Regions from separate parts of the Homo sapiens genome. Here region 2 is linked to region 1. The links are chromatin contacts, found by Hi-C in ENCODE. All regions are on one chromosome and are shown on one strand. Each heading gives the region's core, a stretch centred on a gene start or an enhancer-like site at or near the end of the contact. The rest is flanking DNA. Distances are from core to core; before and after follow the strand shown. Region 1 holds the start of LAMA2 (laminin subunit alpha 2). Region 2 overlaps LAMA2 (laminin subunit alpha 2).

Region 1 (6,152 bases), core at 1,672-4,171:
TTAATCCACTATGCAATATTCTTTGTGAACTATTTTTCAATCAGTTGCAATTTACCTGCCATTATGCTTCAGTTTCCACATATTATTCACAAGAATATCAGAAAACATTTTAGACACTGCCTTGCTGAAATGCAGAATCATTTTGATTGCATCATTCTATTTCGTCAATTTTAAATATAGCTAAAGAATTTCCTTGGAATATCATTCTTGCTGAATCAATGCTATTCATACTACAATCGAGTATGCTATAGAAACCACATAAGATTTCAAAGAAAAAGTAAAAAACAAAAAGTCTGGTTATGTTTCTAACTCAACTGCAACATCTAAAAATGGTTGATTCATGTCAAAAATTCTTAATAAAGTGGTATCGAATTATAAGGGGAAATAGAACTTCTACACAATTAGCGCTTGCCTAGAAAGGTCAGTGCTAGTATAATCGAAAACAGAAAAGTTGATCATAGCCAGGAAAACCCTTCTCCAGTCAAACTCATATCCCGTGATTTTCACAGAGGGCTTGCTTCAATGGAACAACACTAAAAAGAAAACATGGCCTAAACAATTAATGGAAAGAAACCTTGGAACCATAAAAAAGGGAATTCAGCACAAACAATACCGGAAGTGTTTTAGTTGTTGAAATAAAGTTATTATTATGTAAACTTAAATTACAACTACTGGAAGCCTAAGTTCTAAATTTGTCCTTTGAGAATAATAATATCTGAAGGTGAATAAAGATCGTGTACATAAGGCATTTTTAAATCATAAATCACTATCCAATTTTAAAGTTTCATGAATTTTACATACTTTCAACATTAACAGGTTTAAGTCATTTATCCTTGAGCCAACCTCCAGATATATTGTAAATGGTCTATGACAAAGACAATAATATATACTAGAATGCAGATTATAGCAGCCTATAGTAGATTGTATGTTGTAGCTATTTTGAATAAAATTCCTTATTGTATGTAGCATTTAAGTGGTATCTTGACAGAATGGTAGTATAAACCCTTCCTCCTGAATTCACTTCATCTTGTGCCTGGGTCATAGAAATCAGAGTTAATATTACCTTATTTGAAAAGAGAGTAAATAAGAAGGGAGAGGAAAAAAGAGAAATCCTGTGTGTGTTCAGGATAATTCTTAGCAACAATTTACTTGATCCTTACTCTGCATGCTTTGAGTTTCTGCCCCATTCCAAGTGGACATAAGGATTGGTGCCCCTGGCCCCTCATTTCTCCCAGCTGCCTAACATTATTAAAGTATTATGTCTTGTTTAAACACACCTTGTAATTGAGCAAAGTTTAATAGTTAAAAGTAGAATTTTTAAAAATAAGTGGCCAGAGATACTCTTAAAATCACTCTCGTAAATTATATTAATTAAGTCATATTGGCCCCATTTTACCTCTCAGAGAAGCAAAAGCAAAAATAGAAGGAAAAAAGTTATATAGTGAATGCAAGGTCATTTTTATTCCAAGAATTTTAATCAGGGAGTTATTATTATAGAAAGAGCTTGGGATATCTCTTTACTCCTTAAAAAATAGTACTGCTAAAAATGCTAGATTATAAGAACAAATATCAGAACTATTGACTTGGCTAGAAGTTAACTGGAAGAAGGATAAGTATACTTCAAAACTTAAGCAGATTCAGCCTCATTAAAACTTTTAAAAGCTTCTAACCTACAGATTTTGTACTCTTAGGTTAAACATTTTCATATTTAAAACCGAATAATAAATATTTCTTTTTTTTTTACTTTGATACAGGTTTTCCAACTTAAAGAATTGTTTGCTGAAATAATGTGTTACAAAGTATGTCTTACAATGCTGCACATGTGCTTCCTGTAAAATTCATGATAATAAAATAACTCTTCAAAGACTCCCCAAAGTTTCAGAAATGAGAGCTATATATACATAAACACTAAGAGGCTCTGAGGAGAATAAGTTATTTAAGTTACATTAAATACAGCCATCTTCCAAAGTCCTCCAAAGTGTATATCTAGTCACTGTGGCCTTAAAGTACACATGACATAGAAGTCTCCTCTGTATTTAAGCAAAAGGAGAAATTTCACGATTTCACTACAATAAAATAGGATATGAAGATAAGATGTGGGTTTGAAAAAGGTGAGGCTGGAGGCGCCATTGCCATGAAAGAAAAAAAACCACATAACTTCTTTAGAAATCCTGTTTTAAAAGTTGAAAACAAAGTTCTGTAAAACTTTATATATATATATATGTGTGTGTGTGTGTGTGTGTGTGTGTGTGTGTGTATATATATATATATAATTTTTTTTTGATGCATCAGCTACCCTCCATAAAGTCCCAGGATGAACCACACAGCTTGGGAAGCCTTTCTCTGCAGGATGGGCTCTGATTTGAAGAAATTCTTTTTTTTCCAATTGGAAAAAGTTTTCCTCTTGGAAAGATTTCAGAAATCAATTTACGGGATGTATCGTGATAGCAAGACCTCTTCGAAACTAAAGAACAATGAAAAGCACTCCCCGTTCCTTTTGCAGGACTTAGGTAATTCCCCCTACACTACGCTCTCATGGCATTGAACTTGAACTTGCTTCAAGTTCCTCTTGCCCCAGAGCGCACTCTCTGAAGGCGAAGCAAGACGGCAGTCCACAGACAGCAACTCTCGGAAGAGTGGAAGAAGTGAGGAATCTCGGTCCCGGCAAAGGATGCAACCCAAGCCCATGCCTCGACTGTACCTCTTTGCTGATGTGCCTGTGACTGCCGCTGCTGCTGCGGCCGCTGCGCCTGTACGCCCCCGAGGCCTCCGGAGAGCAGCAGAAGGAGGAGGACCCCGGCGGCTCCCGGCATCGTAGTGGCCGCGACCGGATCCACTTCTCGGGAGCCAGAGGAGTCGCTGCCGCCCTGTCCCCTGGCCTTGGCTTGTGAGCTGAGCGAGCAGCAGCTGCTGGGGAAGAGGAGGAGACAGCCCCCTCTGGCTTTGGCCGGGCCGCCGCCTGAGGGTGGGGGAGAAAGAGGACACTCCTCCACTCTCGCCTTCCATGGGCACGCGGCCCCAGGACGGCCCTCTATTAAAGGATCCTCCTTTCCTAGAGCGCTCCTTCCCTCTGAGACCGGATCATTCCTAGCTTGACCTGGTATCTGAACTTCTTTTAAATTAAAGAAAGTAATTGACATGAAAGCACTTTGAAATCTGTAAAATCCCTACACATGGAAAACATTATTTCTGGGAAATGCAAACAGCTAGGAACTTTTACCTCTTGAGAAAGGCCTGGCAAAACTGTGTGCAGCCACTGTGTACCTAGAAGATCCAAGACATCCCCAAGGCCAGAGTGTCTGAGAAGTTACTAGCCGAGGGAAGGTGCCCTCTGGGGACACTGCAGGCTGGGGAACTTACTGCTAGGTAGGCTGCTGGGAGGGCAGTAAAGGAAGTGCAAAATAAAACAGCCACCCTGGCGTCCCTGAAATGTTCCTGACCAAACTAATGGTTAGAATGAAGGCTTTCAGTTCAGTTAGGAGACATTTACTTAAAGGTAATAAAGGCCTTTGCAATAGTTTCCTTCCAGACTCACAATTTCATCTCTTCCAGTCCTGGTTTCTCCTCTTTCTCCTCTTTAACTCAACAGAACTACTGCCATTCCTAGTTTTTGTTGTTTTTTCATTTGTTTTTTATGGCCTAGGTCAGTGGTTCTCATAAGGTTTAAAACAACTCCATAATGGATTTTGTGAGTCGCAGGATGTCTTTTGGTTTACTCCGGGAACGGTGGGTACTGCAGGCATTAGTGTACTGTTGGGTCAGGGTGTGAGCTGTCCCTCAGTGGTCAGGACAGTCCTACAACATATTTTGTCCTTAGACTTCTGAATGGGCCACTGGTCATTTATGTAGTGAGTAAACAAACAAACAAAACAACAAAACCTTGCCTTATATTTGAAACCTAATTTAAGTTTGTTTCCACATCAAATTTTTGTGTGTGTTTTTTGTTTGTTTGTTTGTTTTTTTCTAGGATGCATCTACTATATACATTGAGAAGATAATTTACTTTGTGTTTTTGGATTTTACACCCATTTGTCAATGGGTGTAAAGATGTACTTTCAGAGAAGCACATCACTGATAACAACCTTGCCCATGGTACTTGAGTCACCAGCACAATATCAACATCCCATCGATTACACTGGGGTCATCTAAGAATAGGTGCAAACTTTTATTTTATTTTGCCTCCTAAGGAAGTTTTACCCAAGCATTTATATGTTGAAATACATATTGTCTTATATAGATAGTTTTCTTTTTTATAGTTAAGATGTATTGATTTATCTAAATATTATATTAAAGTTGAATTTTCTTTCAGTAAAATTAAGAGAGTATTGCTTTGAAGAGAATTGATTGAAAATCACTAGCCAAAGCCCATTCTTTAATATTATTCATGTCTTTTAGTTCTGTTAATATTATACCAGAAAGCTTTGTAATCCTTTTACCTTACTGTGGAAATTTGCAAAATGTAGTCTGCCCATGTCTGCACACTTATACATTATTTATTATTATAATAAACAATAATAAAACTTATATTTGAGAGTTTATTATAATTGAAGCCCCAGTGTTTTTAATTTGGTCTAATTTTGCCTAGAAGTGTTTTTCAGGTACATCTAATAGCAGAGAGGCACCCTAAATTAACCTTCTAAACCTATTGCTATTCTCAGAATGATTATTTTTACTCAACCACGTTGTGGCCTCAACTCAAATTAGTTAATCTAATAAATAATAAAAAATATTTATAAAAAGGAAAAGTTTTATTGAATATTTATAAAAAGGAAAATGATTATTTTTACTCAACCATGTTGTGGCCTCAACTCAAATTAGTTAATCTAATAAATAATAAAAAATATTTATAAAAAGGAAAATCAGAATGATGCAGCTGCTAACTCTAATTGTGGAATGAAAATATACCATGTTCCCTCTATCCCCTTCCTCTTTACATTTTCCCAGGATTTTATAATCAATATTTGTACCTGCTTTTCTGCAGTTACTGCAGTTACCTGAGTTCCTATTTTACATGAAAATGCCTTGAGAATAAGACTATGATCTCCACTGTCAACTCTACTTGTTTGATTCAGCACATGGAAAAAATTCTTAAATATTTAACCCAAATTAAAATGAACCAGTATATTTAGAGCTATATTTTTTCCAAATAAACCTAAATAAGGTACAATTTACACACAATAAATATGCTCATTTGAAACATTTTTTAGATGTAAATACTCATCTGACAAAGTACCCAATACATAGTCTATTTCTATAATCTCAAAAAGTTTTCTTTCTGACCTTTTGCAATAAATCCCCCAACCTCCATTCCCAGAAAAAGGCAACTGCTGATCTAATTTTGTCACTATAGATTATAACTATTCTCATATTTCATGTAAATACAATAATAAAATAGTAATCTTTTGTGTCTGGCTTCTTTCACTTTGCAACATGTTTTGGAGGTATAGTCATGTTGCTTATATCAGTAATACATTCCTTTTCATCTCTGAATAATATTCTATCATTCTAATAGTATCTATCATTCTATATCGTATGGATATATCACAATTTTTTAATACATTCAACTATTAAAGTACATTTGGGTTGTTCCAGTTTGGGGCTATGAAGAATAAAATTGCTATGATTATTTAAACACAGTGTTCGCATGGACATGTTTATATTTCTCTATTCCTATCAAGTCTTAGGAGTTATATTATCAGGTATGTAATTAGCGCTATACAAAACTGTGAACCTCTTTTCCAATGTTGTTTTATAATTTTACATTCCTCCCACAGCAATATATAGGAGTTCCAGATGCTCTATGGCTTTATTAACATCTAATATTGTTACATTTTAGCCATTCTAGTGCTTGTGTGGTGATACCTCATTGGTGGTGTCATTTGCACTTCTTTGATGATGCTGAACATATTTTCATGTGCTTAATCGTCATTTGTATATCTTATTTTGTGAAATTCTTCTTGAAATCTTTGCTCATTTTGCTTTGTTTGCCAGATTATTAATAAGATTTAAATACATATTCTAGAGAAAAGACCTTTGTCAAGTACATTTACTATAATATGTATTGTTCTCAATCTGTGGCTTGACTTTGCATTTGGAGTGCTTTCAAAGAGCAGAAGTGTTTAATTCTGATTAAATACAATTTATTAAATCAT
Region 2 (6,074 bases), core at 1-2,500, 460 kb before region 1:
CAGCCCATGTGCTAGACAGATGGCGTTTCTGATTGGGAAATATGGTTATATTTCTCAATCTTACTTGTTACTGGAAGAAATCAGAGGGCAGGCACATTGCTGACAGTCATTTGGCAATCCCTTGACAATTCCATAGTATCCAAGAGCACATCGTTCACAGAAGTCACCAGCAGTGTGATGTTGACAATTCTGTAAAGGAAAAGGGAGAAGAAGTTTGTTTTTAATTTAGTGATAGTTAGAATGTAATTTATCATACAGTCCCTAGCTATGAATGTGTGTCTATGAACACATATACTTTCTTACACACACACACTCACACACACACTTTATCACTGACAGAGAACTCAGTCTTTGATATAAATATTTTTAAAGGAACTCTTTGATTTGAGAAACTAATACTGTGCTATCGTAGCTACACTGACAATAAGAGTTGCTATTCTCTTTTCCCTGAATCAATCTCTATGTAAATTTTTCTCCTACTCTAAATTGGGGAATAGACTTCGAGTCTCTAAAATTTATTATTTCTTCTAGGCATTTATGTTTCTTCATATCCCAGGTTTTAGCTCTATGAGATGTTAGAAAAAGGTGCTACAAATACTGTGGCCTTGGCACATGCCCACTAGTGGGCTTTCTGAAACCACCTCAAGGTGGAAAGCATAGATGTAGGTGGTTCTTCATAAATACAGAGGAGTCAATCTAAAACTAGCAATCTCAGATCGATATCTTCTTTCTTATGCTTGCATAATAAGAGACATTGGGGTGATACCCTTTAACACCTTTCCACAAAGAAATGAGAATAGCTTCAGAATAGTGTGCAAATAGCTTCAAATTAAAATTTTCATGAAGCAGAATTATATTTAACACAATAATCAATTATGCAATAAGGAGTTAGGAAGAGCTACATGGAATGCACTGAAACAGGCAATGAAAGAACATCCTACCTTCTAGAAATTTACTTAGACTTTGGGAAAATAATAATTTAAAAAAACCACCTGACAAAAAATAAACATGGCAGCAAGAATGCAACATTGAATGTTATCTTGTGGGAATGCGATCCTTGCATTTGAGAGTTGAGAAAAAGGAAGAAGGGAATTTGGAATTGAATTTTAGCTGGATTTTATAAGACAGGATTTGGAGTGGTCAAAATAGTGACTTACATCTTATAAACAATATCGAAAGAAAAGTTGAGAAACAAAAAAGTCAGTTACAAACTAGATGGACATGTTAGTGAATTGACTTCCTGATAATCTCAGCTGGAGCCACGAAGCCGCCAGCTTGAACTTGGATGATATCCCATAGACTGGGCTCTGCTTCATTTAGTCAATCAAGAAGAATGTATTTATGTTTCATGTGTCTTCTAATGGCCAGACAATTGTTGGTAGGGAATGTGTGGCAATTCACAACAAACAATAGCTGACGTCATTTCCACCACAGATATTGCCATGGAATTAATGTTTGTTTAAAACTTCTATTAACTCTTTTTGAGAGTTTATGCTATTTCTTGCAGTGAAACTATGACATTGCCACAGTGAATTTTAGATCATTTATTTTTTACATTTTTGGTGTTATATTTGAAATTATATTGTGACATTTACAGATTTTATAACAATGTGAAATGAATCTGGTTTTCCAATATGACAAGGTACAAGTCTTTTCTTTTCTTTTCTTTTCTTTTTCTCTTTTTTTTTTTTTTTTTTTTTTGAGACAGAGCTCTGTCGCCCAGGCTGGAGTGCAGTGGCACCATCTTGGCTCACTGCAACCTCTGCCTCCTGAATAAAGGGATTCTCCTGCCTCACCTTCCCGAGTAGCTGGTACTACAGGCACATACCACCACGCCAGGCTAATTTTTTGTATTTTTAGTAGAGATGGGGTTTCACCATGTTGGCCAGGCTGGTCTTGAACTCCTGACCTCAGGTGATCCACCCACCTCAGCCTCCCAACGTGCCCAGCCAATCTCAAATCTTCTACTTCTACACCTTACCCTACTTTAAGAGATAAGAAAGCTCTAATTTGGATGCTCCCTTGGTTTCCTGGCAAACAATTCAGTATATTGCCACATTATTTTCCATCCCTTTGACATTTGTTTCCGTCCTTTGTCTGAAGCTACTCCACTCCTAAATTGGTTTCCTTTCCTCCTGCCTCCCCATTTTCTCCACCATCTTTATTCCCTCCTTTGCAGGCTCATTCTCATTAATATTTGAAATTGGTCAAGCCTTTCCTGTCTTAAAAAAAAAATCTGTGAGGTCTCAAATTGCTTGACAATTTCTATCCTATTTTCGATAAGCTTTTAAAAAGACATTGTTTACATTCCTGGTCTCTACTTCTTCATCTCCCATTCTCCCTTTAAACAGGCTTCTGGTTTCACCATTAAACATAATACCAGGATGACCCATAAGATCTTTGTTGCTAAAGCAAAACTTACAATCATCAGGCCTCATATGTAGGTTTTCTGTAGCCATTGATAGATATTTCTGGATACTCTCTTCCCATGGTTTCTTTCTTTCTTTTTCTTTCTTTCTTTTTTTTTTTTTTGAGACAGTCTCGCTCTGTAGTCAGGCTGGAGTGCAGTGGCACCATCTCAGCTCACTGCAACCTCTGCCTCCCAGGTTCAAGCGATTCTCCTGCCTCAGCCTCCTGAGTAGCTGAGATTACAGGCATGCGTAACCATGCCCAGTTAATTTTCGTATTTTCAGTAAAGACGGGGTTTCACCATGCTGGCCAGGATCGTCTCCATCTCTTGACCCCGTGATCTGCCTGCCCTGGCCTCCCAAAGTGTTGGGATTACAGGCGGGAGCTGCCGTGCCCAGCCCCCATGGCTTCTTTAAGAGTAAGCCAGTTGATGTTTCTCCTACTTCTGCGGCTACTCGAATTCTCCTTTATCGACTCTTCCTTCCCTTTCTGTTCAATATAATTGACGCCCTTAATTCTAACTTTGGTCCTCATCTCTTTTTTCTCCTCCACATTTACCTTGGTGATTTCATCCATTACTATGACTTCAGTTAATGGTGTGCCCAAAACTCTGTATTTTATGTATTCAGCCTGGATATCTCTAATGGGTTCCAGACTTCTGCTTCTAATTGCTTCTTGAATAAATATTGTATAACACAGAAGCGTCTTAAATTTGAAATGACAACAATGAAGTTCATCTCTTGCTAAACCTTGTAATACTCCTGTATTTCTCGTTTCATCTGAGGTCACTGTCATTCACTCAATTGCCAAGGTCAGCAACCTAGAGGCCTCTCTTATCCGAGGTATCCATTAGATCATCAGTTCCATGAGTCTATTACTCTCTGTTTCTTGACTTTCTTGTTGCTACTATTTTCATCTGGCCACTGTCATATTTTATTTGGATTATTAGAATAGCCTTTTAGCTAAAGATCCTGTCTCCATATTTTCTTATCTGGTGATTTCTCCACACTGCAGAGTGATCATCCTATGAACATATCAAACCATGACCTTCTCTTGCTTGAAAGCCTACACTAGCTCCCAAATGCAGTCAGGATGAATAACAAATCATTAGCATGGCAAGGAAGAGCTTCATTACCTGCCACCCCCACCCCCGCCTTCACCACCACTGTGCTTACCCCTCCATATGTAGCTGTAGCCACTGCTTTCTTTGCATATAATGCCGTAGCCACATGGGGCCATCTGAAATTCTCAAATTATGCGGATACTCTTTATCACTGCTGGGACTTTTCATTTGCAAATCCTTAGCTCTACAGTGTATATCAGGCTAGCACTTATTCATTTCAGCTCTCATTTTAAATGTCACTTTCTCTGAGAAACATTCCCCGATGACCTAAAACTGGCTTAAATGCTCCTTTTAGTTCATCAAACATGGGAGGCATTCGATGACTATTTTGAATGACTGAATGAATGAATGCATGTTCCAGGAAGTATAGATGAAACTGGTCAGGCTTTTTCAGATGAAAAAGCCCAAATTTCAAGTGTCATTGCAGAAAAGTGGTTAGCAGGGCAAAATGATTTGTCATATTTTGCCATTGATTTAAGTGCCATAATCCTCTTTTATTCAACCATCCAAAGGAACCACCATTTTTAAGCAATAAAAGAGCCATTCCATATTTAACAGTAGCATTATGAGAGATAATGGCTCCAAGATAAAATAATTATCTATGAATTATAATTTCAAGTCATTCAGCAAGGTGTCATGCTGATGAATAAGTGTTAACTGGGGAGTGTTTTAAGAACTTATTTTATAGAGATGAATGTGCCAAAAATACATGGGATCTTCAACAATAATTTTCAGCCTTTTGCTTTTGCAGTAAAATAATTGCATAATGAATTATTTTATGTAACCTAAATATAACATTAGTAACTGAATTAAAATCCTTAAAGCCAATAATCATTACTAAAAATAAGAGATTCAAAAATATGATTTTGTTTCTCTTATACCTGTAAGTCTACATAATTTCTTCAACAGAGAAAGCAAATATTGTAATATTCTCTGGACAGTCAATCTTCTCAATCTTTCAGAGGGTTGCTGACATACTAAACTTGGTTAATTGAATCAAATGTCCTGGTTAGGTCCACAAACACACAACACATAAATCAGGAGCCTCTTTTTGAAACTTTTTTGACATACCCTTTTCATATGACTTTTCTGTCTGCTTTGAAATAGTGTACATAGTATTTTTTCTTATATAAAAATTAGCCATTAGGGGAAATTCCTATATTTTGGATGCCTAATGAGAAGTTTAATTATATTCTCAAGAGTGGTATGTGCTAGTATCTCTTCAATAATACATCAGAATATATTAGATTTGTTAAGTTTTTTTTTGCACACTGGAAAACTGTTGGTATATATTCCTTCTACAAAATCAAATGACTATAACATTAATATTATAGTATCTCAGGCCTAAGGTGAGAAATTACTTAATCTAACCTTCTTGCCATACAGGAATGCCTTCTATACTTTCCTTGAGATATCATTAAATGCATGAATTCTTATAAGACAGCTTTTTTCGTCTTGCATAAGCTGTGAAGTTTTTCCTTACGGTGAATAAAAATTTGATGCATTCTAATTTTCAGTGAGTGATCCAAGTTCTGCCTTCTGAAGCTATGAAAATTAAGTCTAATTCCCTTTTCCTAGGGAAGGTCCTCAAATATCTAAGAATACTATTACTTCCTAAATCTTTGTTTCAAGCTAAACATTTAGCAATCTTACTCAGGGTTTCTTTCAAAATATAGTAGATTATAAGTCTCTAGCTGTGACTTGCAAATATATTAAATGTACTTCCTCCCTTGATTTGGATCTTATACAAATAGCAATGCCCTGTGTTGGCACCTAGTGAATCTGCAATCAAGTAAGGACTCTTACTTCACATGAATTGCTAATATGTGTCATTTCCTCTGTTCTTTCCCCTAAACTAGAGAATAAGCTCCTAGAGGGCAAGACCCATGCAGTCTTCATATTCTTACTATCTACCATAGGCCATAGACCTGCATGTTGGAAACATAATTAACAGATGCCACAGGAATGAACAAACAAGTGAGCTTACCTGAGTTCAAATCTTTTCTATTAATCTCATCTTGTTAACTGTAATTCATAGTATCATCTGTCAGGATATTTTCCCACCATCCAACACATTAGATAATACTTTCAGCTTTATATTATCTGAATATTTGATAGATATCATCCAAAGCATTTACAGATATTTTGAACACAACAAGGTCAAATACAAAGCTTACGCCTCATCATTGGAGATATCACTAGAGTGTACTCTGGGTCACATTTTTTTAGCAACGTATATGCCCATCAACCTATCAGCTGGCTAACATCTGGCTCATATTTTCAATCTTGTGCACAAGGATACTATGAAATAGCTCATCAAACATCTATTTAAACAAACCAGCATTTGAAACATGGATATGGCCTCTGCTGTTTTATGACTTAAGCAAGTTATTTAATTTCTCTAGCATCAGTTCATCAACAATAAAAGAAGAAATAATCTTGTCTATCTCATAAGTTTATTGTAACAATAAATGAGAAAATCTCTGTACAGTGACCTGTTTTGGTCCTGGTACATACACAGTTTTGGACACATAATAGCAGT

The links. Hi-C counts contacts between places; a loop is a spot of excess contacts on that map.
Region 2: a map of Right ventricle myocardium inferior shows a loop between it and region 1 (2.3-fold over the local background). The contact joins the enhancer-like site here to the promoter of LAMA2 in region 1. A Hi-C loop is called at or near these places in 1 of 168 maps with a recorded cell type or tissue (Right ventricle myocardium inferior).

Annotation. Positions count from the first base shown.
Region 1 is chr6:128,879,907-128,886,058 of GRCh38, reverse strand. It overlaps LAMA2 (laminin subunit alpha 2), which reads right to left and starts at 2,921. Exons shown (of 65, transcript NM_000426.4): 1 at 2,702-2,921. The coding sequence starts at 2,813.
Region 2 is chr6:129,336,458-129,342,531 of GRCh38, reverse strand. LAMA2 (laminin subunit alpha 2) reads right to left here. Exons shown (of 65, transcript NM_000426.4): 30 at 65-189. Among named protein-coding and RNA genes, the nearest start is that of ARHGAP18, 370 kb to the left of the region's middle. Within about 2 kb of position 1,250, at least 2 of the 41 ENCODE cell types and tissues checked have a DNase peak (open chromatin) inside an H3K27ac peak, as active enhancers do.